Regions from separate parts of the Homo sapiens genome. Here region 2 is linked to region 1. The links are chromatin loops, found by intact Hi-C in ENCODE. Cell type or tissue: pancreas. All regions are shown on one strand. Links, peaks and the distances in the headings refer to the core of each region. The heading gives the core; the rest is flanking DNA.

Region 1 (6,027 bases), core at 1,779-4,278:
ATATGTATAAAATGTATTATTTTATACATATATGTATATAATGTATTATTTTATACTTACATGTGTATATTATTGTACATGTAAATTTTATATACATAAATATGTATATATTATTTATATGTATTGATAGGTATTTATATCCACATATGTATATAAAATAATACATTTTATTCATATATTTTATTTATATATATAAAAATATATAATTATATATAATAAATTCATTTTATTGAATGAATGATTAATAAAATGATCATTTTATTAATGAATGAATAAAATGTATATATAATGAATGAATAAAATGTATATATAAATAAATAAAATGTATATATAAATATATTTATTTTTTAAAGAATGTTTGGCTAATTTTCTGCTAATTTTAATTTTATTATTATTATTATTTTTTGAGACAGATTCTCCCTCTGTTGCCCAGGCTGGAGTGCAGTGGTATGATCTCGGCTCACTGCAACCTCTGCCTGCTAGGTTCAAGGGATTCTCCTGCCTCAACTTTCCAAGTAGCTGGGACTACAGGCGTGCACCACCATGCCCAGCTAATTTTTGTATTTTTAGTGGAGACGGGGTTTCACCATATTGGCCAGGCTGGTCTCGAACTCCTGACCTTGTGATCCACCTACTTCAGCCTCCGAAGTGCTGGGATTACAGGCGTGAGCCACTGTGCCTGGCCACTAAATTTTTTTTTTTTTTTTTTTTTTTATACAGAGTCTTACCCTCTTGCCCAGGCTGGAGTGCACTGGCATGATCTCGGCTCATTTCATCCCCCACCTCCCATGCTCAAGTGGTTCTGGTGCCTCAGCCTCCTGAGTAGTTGAGATTACAGGCATGTGCTACCACACCCAGTTAATTTTTTTATTTTGTAGTAGAGGTGGGGTTTATGTTGGCCAGGCTGGTCTTGAATTCCTGCCCTGAAGCGATCTGCCCACCTGGGCCTCTCAAAGTGCTGGGATTACAGGCATGAAGCACCATGACCAACCAAGAGTTAATGTTACTTTTAAAATAAATCAAAAGAGCAAAAATTATCTGACATAAACCGACAAAAGAAAACAGCAGTCTACTATTAAACTTAATAAAATTTAAGGCAAAATTATTTTATTTGGGATTTTGGATTTGCTTGTGTTTTCTCATCTTACTTAAACCTACCTCTTTTTCATGACTGTATTTCTCACCATCACTTTTCCCTCTACAAGCTAACTGCTCTAGATTTTTAAAAGGTCATGGCTCTTCTGTCTTTTTTAGTGTAAAAAAGGGGAAATTTCCTAATTTTCATATTTCTTGTGTTAAATTCTTTTCATAAGTACATTATTTTTGAATTCTGAATATTTTGTTAAGTTAGATGATTGTTCAAAATCAGTTTGCTTATTCATAACTATAGAAAGATGTAGATTTAAGCCCTGCTTTTGCAACAGAAAAGCCAGAGGGCCATAGCTTGTCCTAGTTTCTAATTGAACCCAATAAGCTTTCTTTTTCTCTCAACTTTATCCAGGAAGCATCATTTTATATACAGATTTCTGATCCAGTCTTCAGGGTTTCCAAGGCATTAATCAAGCATGGCTTTACTGGACAAATGTAGGGCCTTCTGTGTCTTTAATATTGGACTTTCTATGTCATACAGTCAGTATCTTTGGTCTAGTTCTTCGCAGTGTTCATATCTCACTGGTTTAGATATAATTGCCTGCTGCAGGATGATGACTTTCCTACGTGAATCTTCCTGAGTTTCATTATTGATGGTATACGATGTCTACCATCAATGGTATACCATGTATACCAAGACAAATATTTCTTCACTCTTCTTGAGGTCTCTGTATACTGCTTGGTTCAAATAATATGGAGTTACCCATTATAAACTCATTTACAATGAAGTCAGTTGTAGCCCTGTATGGTTTCGCTGTGTCCCCACCTAAATCGCATCTTGAATTGTGGTTACCATAATCCCCACGTGTTGTAGGAGGGACCCAGTGGGACGTAATTGAATCATGGGGGCTGTTACTCCCATCCTGCTGTTCTTGTGATAGTGAGTTCTCATGAGAGCTGATGGTTTTATATGGGTCTTTTCCCTCTTTGCTCTGCATTTCTCCTTCCTGCCATCATGTGAAGAAACATGTGTTTGCTTCCCCTTCTGTTCCCTTTTTTTCCTTTATTTATCGATTTGAGTGTCATTCAGTTCAACGCGAATTTTGTGAACAGCTGGTGTGTGGTCAGCCCAAGGCTGAAACATCGTGAGTGAATACATTGAGGACACAAGTTTTGTGAACAGTGGGAGCAGAAGCCAAATCGCTGTAGATGGAGGAGAGAGCAAGAGTGGACAACCTGCACGAAGTTGAGCTATGTAAACAATGGGGTAAGAAAAGTCAGGGGTGTTAGAGGAAGAGAAGTGAAAGTTGGATACCACAGCTTATAATGAGAATAGGAATTGGTAAAAATGTCAAGGCAGGATAAATAATATATGTTTAGAGATTTAGTACAGGAGCCATTTGACTTCTCTGCTCTTTGAGACAGACGTGAATTGATAGAGATACAGGGAAAGTGTATTTGAAGTACAAGAAACAGCATGTATCTAGAAAACCAAAACACAGAGGGTATAAGTGTGGGGGAGCTGTGAATATTCCAACTTTGGCCACAACATTGGGTAGATATCATAGTTGGCCAGTAATGAAAACTTGTCTAAAAGTGTATGTTTATGTCACACTGTGATAAAGAAGTATGTAATTCATTGGTTTATTTTAATCCCAGTTCTTGATTTTCCTGAATTATTGAGTATCGTGAGACAATGACCCATCTTAAGAAGTTCTAAGGAAGGTAGGCTAATATGCAGGAAGGTATTTGTAACCCTCGAAACTCATTGGAGACACCTCACTAATGTATGGTAACCAGAATAATAGGAGGGTAGGAACTAAGCCAAAAATCAAAGTGATTCCTTCGCACATCGCTACCTGACTTCTTCAGCTTTGCTTAAACTCTGCCATCTGCTGGTGCAGCAGCAACTTCCTCCTAATAGTGTATGTTCACACTGAGTATTGGCACATAGTTTCTGCATCATATAGGATTAAATTTCCTGTTTATTTTTTATTTTTGCTTTGTATTGTATTGTACTTTGGTTCACTTATTTGCGTTTAGTCCAGATCATGATTCTCATAGGTTATAAAAATTTTGTGCATATGCCTGTTTTGAAATTTTTTTCTTATTTGTATATCCACAGAATGCTTGAAAGATTCCTTTACCCAATGCCAAAAAGAATCCACTTAACACATTCTGCTGAGGCCTTTATATTAGTACATGTTAACTTTAAGTGGGAATGTTCCAACATGTGACATACTGTATGTGACGAAAAAATGTTCTTAGAAAGATTCTCATCTCAAGCAAAATTTATACTGGAGACACTGTCTGCAATATCAAAGACTTCACTATTTTCAACTCACAGTTTACTAAAGAGGATAATTAGAGAGGTACTCTAACATTAGCAACAAAACAGCATTTGAAGTTCATGACACTTGATAACGGAACCTCTGTATTTCTTAGTCTCTAGCACCATTTCATAGATTGTACTAAGTTATCAGAGGAGATGAGACATATATTTGACCCAATTCTAAAAATTTAATATAATCAATATTTACCTATAAGGTACGTTAATTGTATTAATACATGTCAAGTCTCAAGATAAATTCTGAATAAAAATTTTTCAGTTAAGTATTGCAAATATTTTTATCATTAAATTTTTAATACATAAGAGATTATCTGTGTAACATATTAAAATGTATGTCATATCATGACAAAAGATTTCTCTATTGGAACATCTTTTATTTAACTGGCTTATTATTATTTCTGGTTGGTGAGTTTAAAAGATTGCAATCTTTAATTTTATTTAGCTAAGTGATTTGTTGCATTTTAAAATCAGTAGATAATATATGTATCATCTTAGTCTTAATTTATAAATATATGACATTTCAATAAAATTCTTGAAGCCAATCAATAAAATTAATTAAGCTTTAAATTCTAGGCTATCTGAAGCTAATTGATTATTGTATTTCTTTATTATTCTTGAAGGGAAAAGCAGACAGTTTTGTATCAAGATGCTGATTTTCTAAAGTGAGAAAAATTAATTTTAAAACTTAAATTGTGTGTTCAATATCTGTGTGAGATCAGATAAACCATGTGTCTTAGAGAGGGAAAGTTTCGAAAGTATAATTTTTTTTTTTTTTTGAGACGGAGTCTCGCTCTGTGGCCCAGGCTGGAGTGCAGTGGCGCTATCACTGCAAGCTCCGCCTCCCGGGTTCACGCCATTCTCCTGCCTCAACCTCCCGAGTAGCTGGGACTACAGGCGCCCACCACCATGCCTGGCTTATTTTATTTTTTATTTTTTGTATTTTTAGTAGAGACGGGGTTTCACCGTGTTAGCCAGGATGGTCTCGATCTCTTGACCACCTGCCTCGGCCTCCCAAAGTGCTGGGATTACAGGCGTGAGCCACCGCGCCTGGCGAAAGTATAATTTTCATAGTTTCTTATTTATCTGTATTTTCCTATATGATTTTTGTTGAATTGTTTTAAATTTATTTTACATTAATTGCCAAATATCTGAATTCATGAGCCACAGGTTGAAGACCACTGAAGAATATAAATAAATAAAATTGGTAGCTCATTGTTTTGCAATAACTTGTGAGGACTAAGCTCAGATTTTTTTTTTTTTATCTTGCCCAAATTCCTACTTAAGGAGTCTGGGGAGTCATCCCCTACAAACCATGAATTCTCATCAGATGGATTTTTTTTTTACCCTATATAGCATGACTTACTTTGCAGTCTGACTCTGGCATGACATTATGTGACAAAGAAGAAAGTAAAAAAAGTTTACCCCAAAAGCAAGTTTCTTTGAAATGGTCCTGCAAAGCTGTCCTTTGTTGGGGGATATATGCATCTGTAAAGAATCTCTATTAACATAGCTAGATCTTTTTCTTCCAGGCCCTCCCAATCCTGAAGAAATTAAGTAAAATTCTAGCACCTTTTAAAGGCCTGAATAGGAAATATTTGTTATCTATTATCTCTAAGGGCAGCCACTATAAGACTTCAGAAGAACCTTGGTATCCACAATCTTTTAGCTTAACCTGAACATGCCCTTTCCTTTGATCCCAGGTCTTCAGACAAACTCAACCAATTGTCAATTGGAAAATGTTTAAATTTACCTATAGCCTGAAAGCCCCACCCCCTGCTTTGAATTGCCCCGCCTTTCTGAACCAAACCAATGTATTTCTTAAATGTATTTGATTGATGTCTCATGCCTCCCTAAAATGTATAAAACCAAGCTGTACCCCAACCACCTTGGGCACATGTTCTCAGGACCTCCTGAGGGCTGTGTCATGTGCCACGGTCACTCATATATGGCTCAGAATAAGTCTCTTAAAATATTTTACCGAGTTTGACTCTTCATCAACACCTGTTCTATTGAATGAACTGGATTTCCACTGTTAATATTACCCTAATGTAAAAAGTAGTGAGGTAACAGACTTTTTGTCAGCCTTGTACTTACAGAGTAGATGACTCTGTGATCTGAGCCCTAATTCCTAACAGGGGATGCTTTGGAATGAATAAATGCAGAGGTACCTTGAACTGGAGGTTGGCCCCGTTTCATGGTAGCATTTTCCCAGAATACATGTCTCCATAATAAAAAGAGTTCCTGAATGGCAGATGAAGGTATCCAGTCATAAAGCCAAGAGATAAGCCACCCATTCCAGAATTGCTGCTTCCTCCTTGATCTGCAATGATCAAGTGGCAACTGTGAGTCAACAGGTTGTACGGTGCACAGAAGGGATGATCTGGCTGAGTGCAGAAAGTCTGCAAATGTGTGGATAAGAGAGCAAAGGAAGAAGTCCTAAATTGAGGAGAAACTGTCCTTTAAGGACAGGAAAAGGAAAATGAGCAAGAAGAATAGACGACTTTGAAAAGAAATGAAGCTGGAAATCTAACATCATAGCCTAATCCCTAAATACCCCACAGATATTAGAAGAATGCCAAGCATTGCTG
Region 2 (6,027 bases), core at 1,737-4,236, 120 kb before region 1:
AAGTGCTTGAAAATAAGTAAATGGGTAAAGCTGTTTTTCTTGAAGAAGAGAGCCTCATTAAAATGATGACTAACTGAATTATTTGATTTGAATAATTTTAAGTATAATGTAGGCAATTAACTGAAAACAGTAACGACTTTTGAATGTCTCTTATTTGGTATATGTTCTGCTAGGTATTATGAATACAGAAATCAGTCTTGTCATGTTACCATTTTGGGTGATCTCTCTTTCTCTCTCTCTCTCTCTGTGTGTGTGTGTGTGTGTATGTATTTGTGCATACTTGTGCTCCAGGCACTGCAGTGGTTACTTTAGATAGATTTCTTCTATTCTTCACAACAAATATTCATTAGATGTTAGCACCACTTCAAAGATTAAAAAGAAAAACAAATGCAGGCTCAGTGATGTTAAGTAATGTACCTGTTTACCCTGCAATTAAACCTCAAAGCCAGAGTGTGATCCTGAATCTGTCTGCTTCCAAAGCCTGTGCTTTGCATATCAAATCAAAAGTTCTTCAGAACATGGCCCTGCTCTCACAAATCCATATTGGCAGATAAATACAAATATCAATAATATAGTGTAATAAGCAGTATGTTTGCAGAGATATATAAACAAACCAGAAACCTTGAGTTACCAAAAAGAATCTCTGGGAATGAAGCAATAAGGATCCCCCAATGAGAGTATATGCTTGAGAAGTGTAGGAATAGGTTTTAACAAATACAGAAGAGAATTTTTTCCAGGTCTACAGGTTCAAAAGCAAAGGAGAGGCCTATTATTTCAGGCACATTCAAGAAAAAAAATACGTAGTTTGATAATCCCTGAACAAAAAGATACATTAGATAAATATATGGAAATAGAGAGGTTGGCTAAACTGAAACTGTGAATGCCATGCTGGATGTATTGGACTCTTTCCTTTGGGAAATGGAGAAATTTTGATGATGTATTACTCTGTTTTGTATTTTCAAATTCATCCTCTAAATGTCAGAATTTAGAGGATAAATTGGATCAGTGGGATTTAAAGCAGATAATTAGACAATTATTGGCTTAATTCAACAAAAAGATAACTTGGTGTCCTGGAGAGGACAATAAAAATGAATATTAGAGACTTTTAAAAGTAATATAATCTTAAAACTTTGCCACTAATTGCAAATGGGATGAGGAAAATTAAATGCTCGAAGTTGATGTCAAGATTTATGGCTTACATGGCATAGTTTTATCAACAGAGAAAGGAAACAAGCTAGCAAGCACACTTGGGGTAAGGTCATTGGCTAATTTTGCAGATATGTTGAGTTTGATGTTTTTGAGCTGGACCTGATGAATATTTAGAAATCTGGGAATTTGAAGTTAGGAGTTATTTTTGAAATTGCTTCTTGGTAAGCCTGAGAACTATATTTCCAAGAATTCCTTGCCAGGAGAGTTTAGAAATTTAAACTGATTCTTGCTGTGGGTTGGACTCTATGTCACCCCTCTGAGGATAAAGCTGAAATTGTAGTAGCTACCGAGTATGTACAAACCAAATTACAAAATAAAATTGGTAAATCTCTTCTAAAATCAATCAAGGGAAAAATGATAGAAGACACCAATTAACTTGTAAAGAATAAAAAAAGGGTACATTGCTAATAATAGAATGTAATTATAATAGGATTGCCCTAGTTCATTCGGGCTGCTATAATAAAATACAATAGATTGGTTAGCTTATAAACAAAATAACTTAATTTCTAATAGTTCTGGAGGCTAGGGAGGTCCAAGATCAATGTGCTGACAGATACTAAATCTGGAAATGTTCCATTTCTTGGTTTATAAATGGGCCCTTCTTGCTGTGCCTTCTCATGGCCAAAGGGCCTAGCTAGTACACTGGACCTCTTTCATAAGGGCACTAACCACAATTATAAGAGCTCTGCCCTCATGGCCTAATCACCTCCCAAATACCACACCTCTTAATATCAACCGCTTGGTGGTTTGGATTTTACAATATGAGTTTTGGGAGAACACAGACATTTGGACAATGGCAAAGATATAAAGAATAACTCTATGCCAACATGCATGAACAATTACATACACATCAAGAAATTTTTAGGAAAAAAAACTTTCTTATGTTGACAAAAAATTATGAATGGTTCTATATTTGTTATAGTAATTTATTCTGTGATTTAAAATCTTTAAATCTTAAAAAGATACAATTCCATAAGGCTTCACTAGTAAGGTTTTGCAACCATTTTAGGAAGGCATGACATCGTTCTCATACCAAGTATGCTAAAGATAAGAAAAAGGGATGGCTAGTCCCAACATATTTTATAAAGCCAGCATATAATTTAAATTAAAGAATGTTAAAGAGATTGCAAGAAAGAAAAATAACAGCCCATTTTCTCTATGAATAATTACTTCAGATCCTAAACAAAATATGTGTAACAGGAATCGGTGATATATTGAAATAATAACACATACAGACCAATATTGTTTTATTCCAGAGATGCAAGCTTGGTTTGATATTCAAATAACAATTCGTATAGGCATCAAAATAAATACAAATAAGCAAAGTAGAGGAGAAAATGTATATGCATAAGCAACTCAGTAGAAACATAACAATATTTGATAAAATTTAACTTCCACGTATAAAAATTAGACACTACTACTAAGGGGAAATCCCTTAACATGATAAGTTTCTAAAAAGAAAATCCATGAACAAACTCCAAAGGCTGTAATTAAATGTAAATAATTAAAAGATTTCTCTTGATATTTGAAATGCAAAAAACATACTTTAAGTACTAATTCTGTTCCATAATTACTGTAGTAGATACTCAATAAAATAAGACTGATATCTAAAAAACCCAAAAATGTAAGGATTAAAGAGAAATAAAATCACTCTTACTGACAAATGATGCAATTGTGTATCTGTAAAATCCCTAAAATTTCCAAAGCTAATCATGATTATAATTAATAACTGATTTTAGCAAGACTATTGGATATAAGCTTAATTTCATAAAATCATATTCCTCATTTCCAACAACATACTTTTGAAAATATTTTAAAATATACCATTAAAATGCCATTAAAATATCAGATAATTAGGAATTAATCTAACTGAAGATATACAAGATGTATAGCATGAGACTATATGACATTGAGAGGAATTAAATGAGATCTGAATAAATGCAGGAATAGATCATGTCCCTGGACTAGAAAACTCAATATTGTAATATTGTTTATTCTCCAAAAATTAATCTGGATATTCAGTAAAATTCCAGTAAAATTTAATCTATGTGTGTTTATGTATTTAAATTGGCAAGCAGATTCTAAATCAATTGGAGGAACGCAAATAGCCAAGAACACTCAAATTTTAAGAAGTACAAAGTTAGAAGACATTATGCTTCTGCATAGTAATACTTATTATAAAGCGGTATTAAATGTTATATTGTGGAAGATGGCTGACTAGATTAACCTGGTACACATCTCCTGGACAACGAAGAAGCAAAATAGCAAGTAGATAATCACACTTTGAATAGACGATGTAAGAGAAAATGCTGGAATAAAACAGAGAAATGACAGGAAACACCCAAATCAAGGAAGAAGAGGGAAGCAAGGCAGCCTGGTTAGCCACCTGGGATTTGTTGGGAGCCCACAGAGGCACCCCAACTTAGGGAAAGGGTAAGTGGGAGACCCCCAGTGGTCCCATTCCCACTCCTAGCCATGGGAAAGCCCCTCAACCCTCATGGGCCCTAAGACTAACACAGGGAGCTTCTGAGAGACTGTACAACAGCATTCCTCCAGAGGAGCATAATAGCTTGTGCTGCATTCCACACTCTCCCTGAATTTTAAGCAGCTGCAGCATGGTGCCATTTGAGATCTCAGTCCCCAACAGACTGTATCCTGTCCTGTGGCTAAACACATCGCTACAACTCTGGAGCCCCATTGATATCACCTGCCTGCAGTGACAGTTGCAGCTGGTTACTACCAGCAGGGTCAAAGCATGAGCAGTTTACAAGCACCCTGAGGACAGCCTATGCAGCCTGCAGCTGCCACCTATGGCTGAAGTACACACTCTCCAGCTGCCTGCCTACAGTACATCTGCTGCCACTGAAAGCCAACCACCCTCCCCAGCCACTGCTGCTCCAACCAGAACATTTCACCAGGGGCTTGAGAATCACCTCCCCAGTGCCTACCACAGCCACCACCTGTATGCAGCACTGGGGAGCCTGAAGACAGGCCCACCCAGTTCAGTTTTCTCCCCCCCACCCCAATACTCAAGCATGCCACCTGGTGGCATGGATCTTGCCCAGCCTTGTGCACAACTATTGGCTCCTGAGTGCTTTTTCCAGGAGCAGGAGGTTGGGCCCACCCAACCTGCCATTGTCATCACAGCTGGCACCCACCAGCATGCATTACTTATGGGCCTGGGGACTGGCCTGCCCAGCCCATTGCAGCTCCCATCAACACCAATAAGGACCTCTTGGGAGGCACAGGGTTTTCCTGCCACTGCTGCTGCCATTGCTAATGCCATGTCATACTGCCTAGAAGCTTGAGGATCCACTACCTGCCTGGCCCACAGCTGTCACTGTAGCACCCAAGAAAGCCGCCAGAAATGGCCTGCCTGTGCCCACTAAAACTGTATACACCATCCTGGATCCCAAGGAAAGGCATGCTAGGCCCACTGTTTCCACCACTGGGGCCTGGAGACTGACCTACCTGGCATCCCTATCTCCAGCAAGACTTTACCACAGCTTCCTCTAATGACTGCAAGGCACTAAGGAAATCAGAGACAATACTACCCTGTTTACAGCTGAAGAAATCATATGGAAACTACACTAATGTGCACACCCAGAATCAAAGCCAAAGTACCCTATCCAATTATTAATAACACCAGAGATACATTATCAGGAAAAAGTCCTTCCCTGTGAAAGCAAATTTTAAAAATAGGAAGAAGGGGCTTGTAAAAGAGATGTGAAGATATCAAAGTAAGGACACAAGAAACATGAAAAAGCAAGGAAATTCAACACCTCCAAAGGGACACAATAATCTTTCAGGAACAGGTTGCAAGCAAAAATAAATTTTTGAAAACCAAGAAAAATAATTCAAAATAATGATATTAAATAAGCACAGTGAGATGCAAGAGAACAGAGAAAGACATTACAAAGAAACCAGAAAAACAATTGAGGATATAAATGAGAAATTTACCAAAGAGGTACATATCATAGTAAAAAAATGGAAATTCTGGGACTGAGGAATTCATTGAATTAAATTTAAAAAGTACATTTGAAACTTTCAACAATAAACTATATCAAGCGGAAGAAAGAATTTGAGAACTTGAAGACAAGTCTTTTGAAATAACTCAGAAAAAGATTTTGTAAAAACGTTTTTAAGTGAACAAACCCTATATGACATGTGGAACACCATAAAGCAACCAAATATTCACATTTTAGGTATCCCAGGAGGTGAAGACAAAGGGAAAGGAATAGAAAACCTATTTAATGAAATAATAGCTGAAAATTTCCCAAATCAGCTCGAGATTTAGATATCCAGATACAGGAAGCTCGGAGATCCCCAAATACATACAATTCAAAAAGGTCTTCTCTATGGCAAATTTCAAAAATCAAATACAAAGAGGGATTGTAAAAATAGCAAGAGAAAAGCACTTAGTCACTTATAAAGGAACAATCAGCAGATTTCTCAGCAGAAACCTTACAGGTCAGGAGAGAATGGGATGATATATGCAAAGTGATGAAAGAAAAAACTATCAGCCAAGGATACAGCAAAGTTATCCTTTATAAATAAAGGAGAAACAAAGTCTTCCCCAGACATACAAAAGCTGAGTGGATTTTTCACCACTAGACTAGCCCTATAAGAAATATTTAAGGGAGTCCCACACCTGGAAGCAGGAGGATGATATCTACCATCATAAAAACACATGAAAATTTAAACCCCCGGTTAGAGCAAACATTACGAAAAAAGGAAAAGAAAAAACTCAAAAATTACCACTACAGAAGATTACCAAAGCACAATGATAAAAAATAAGAGAAAGAAATGAACAAAAGA

Evidence for each region. A loop is a pair of places that touch in the nucleus more often than their neighbours do. Peaks named below come from ENCODE experiments on the same cell type or tissue, not always from the same donor. Only the 100,000 strongest peaks of a DNase experiment are listed, where the experiment ranks them.
Region 2: a loop joins it to region 1, with 2.2 times the contacts of the local background. A loop is called at or near these places in 15 of 110 quality-filtered maps.

Annotation. Positions count from the first base shown.
Region 1 is chr13:92,071,879-92,077,905 of GRCh38, forward strand. All of the region lies in intron 6 of GPC5 (glypican 5), which reads left to right. Among named protein-coding and RNA genes, the nearest start is that of GPC5-AS2, 280 kb to the right of the region's middle. In pancreas, for the core only: no CTCF peak of the experiment used is centred there; no DNase peak of the experiment used is centred there.
Region 2 is chr13:91,951,945-91,957,971 of GRCh38, forward strand. All of the region lies in intron 6 of GPC5 (glypican 5), which reads left to right. Among named protein-coding and RNA genes, the nearest start is that of GPC5-AS2, 400 kb to the right of the region's middle. In pancreas, for the core only: no CTCF peak of the experiment used is centred there; no DNase peak of the experiment used is centred there.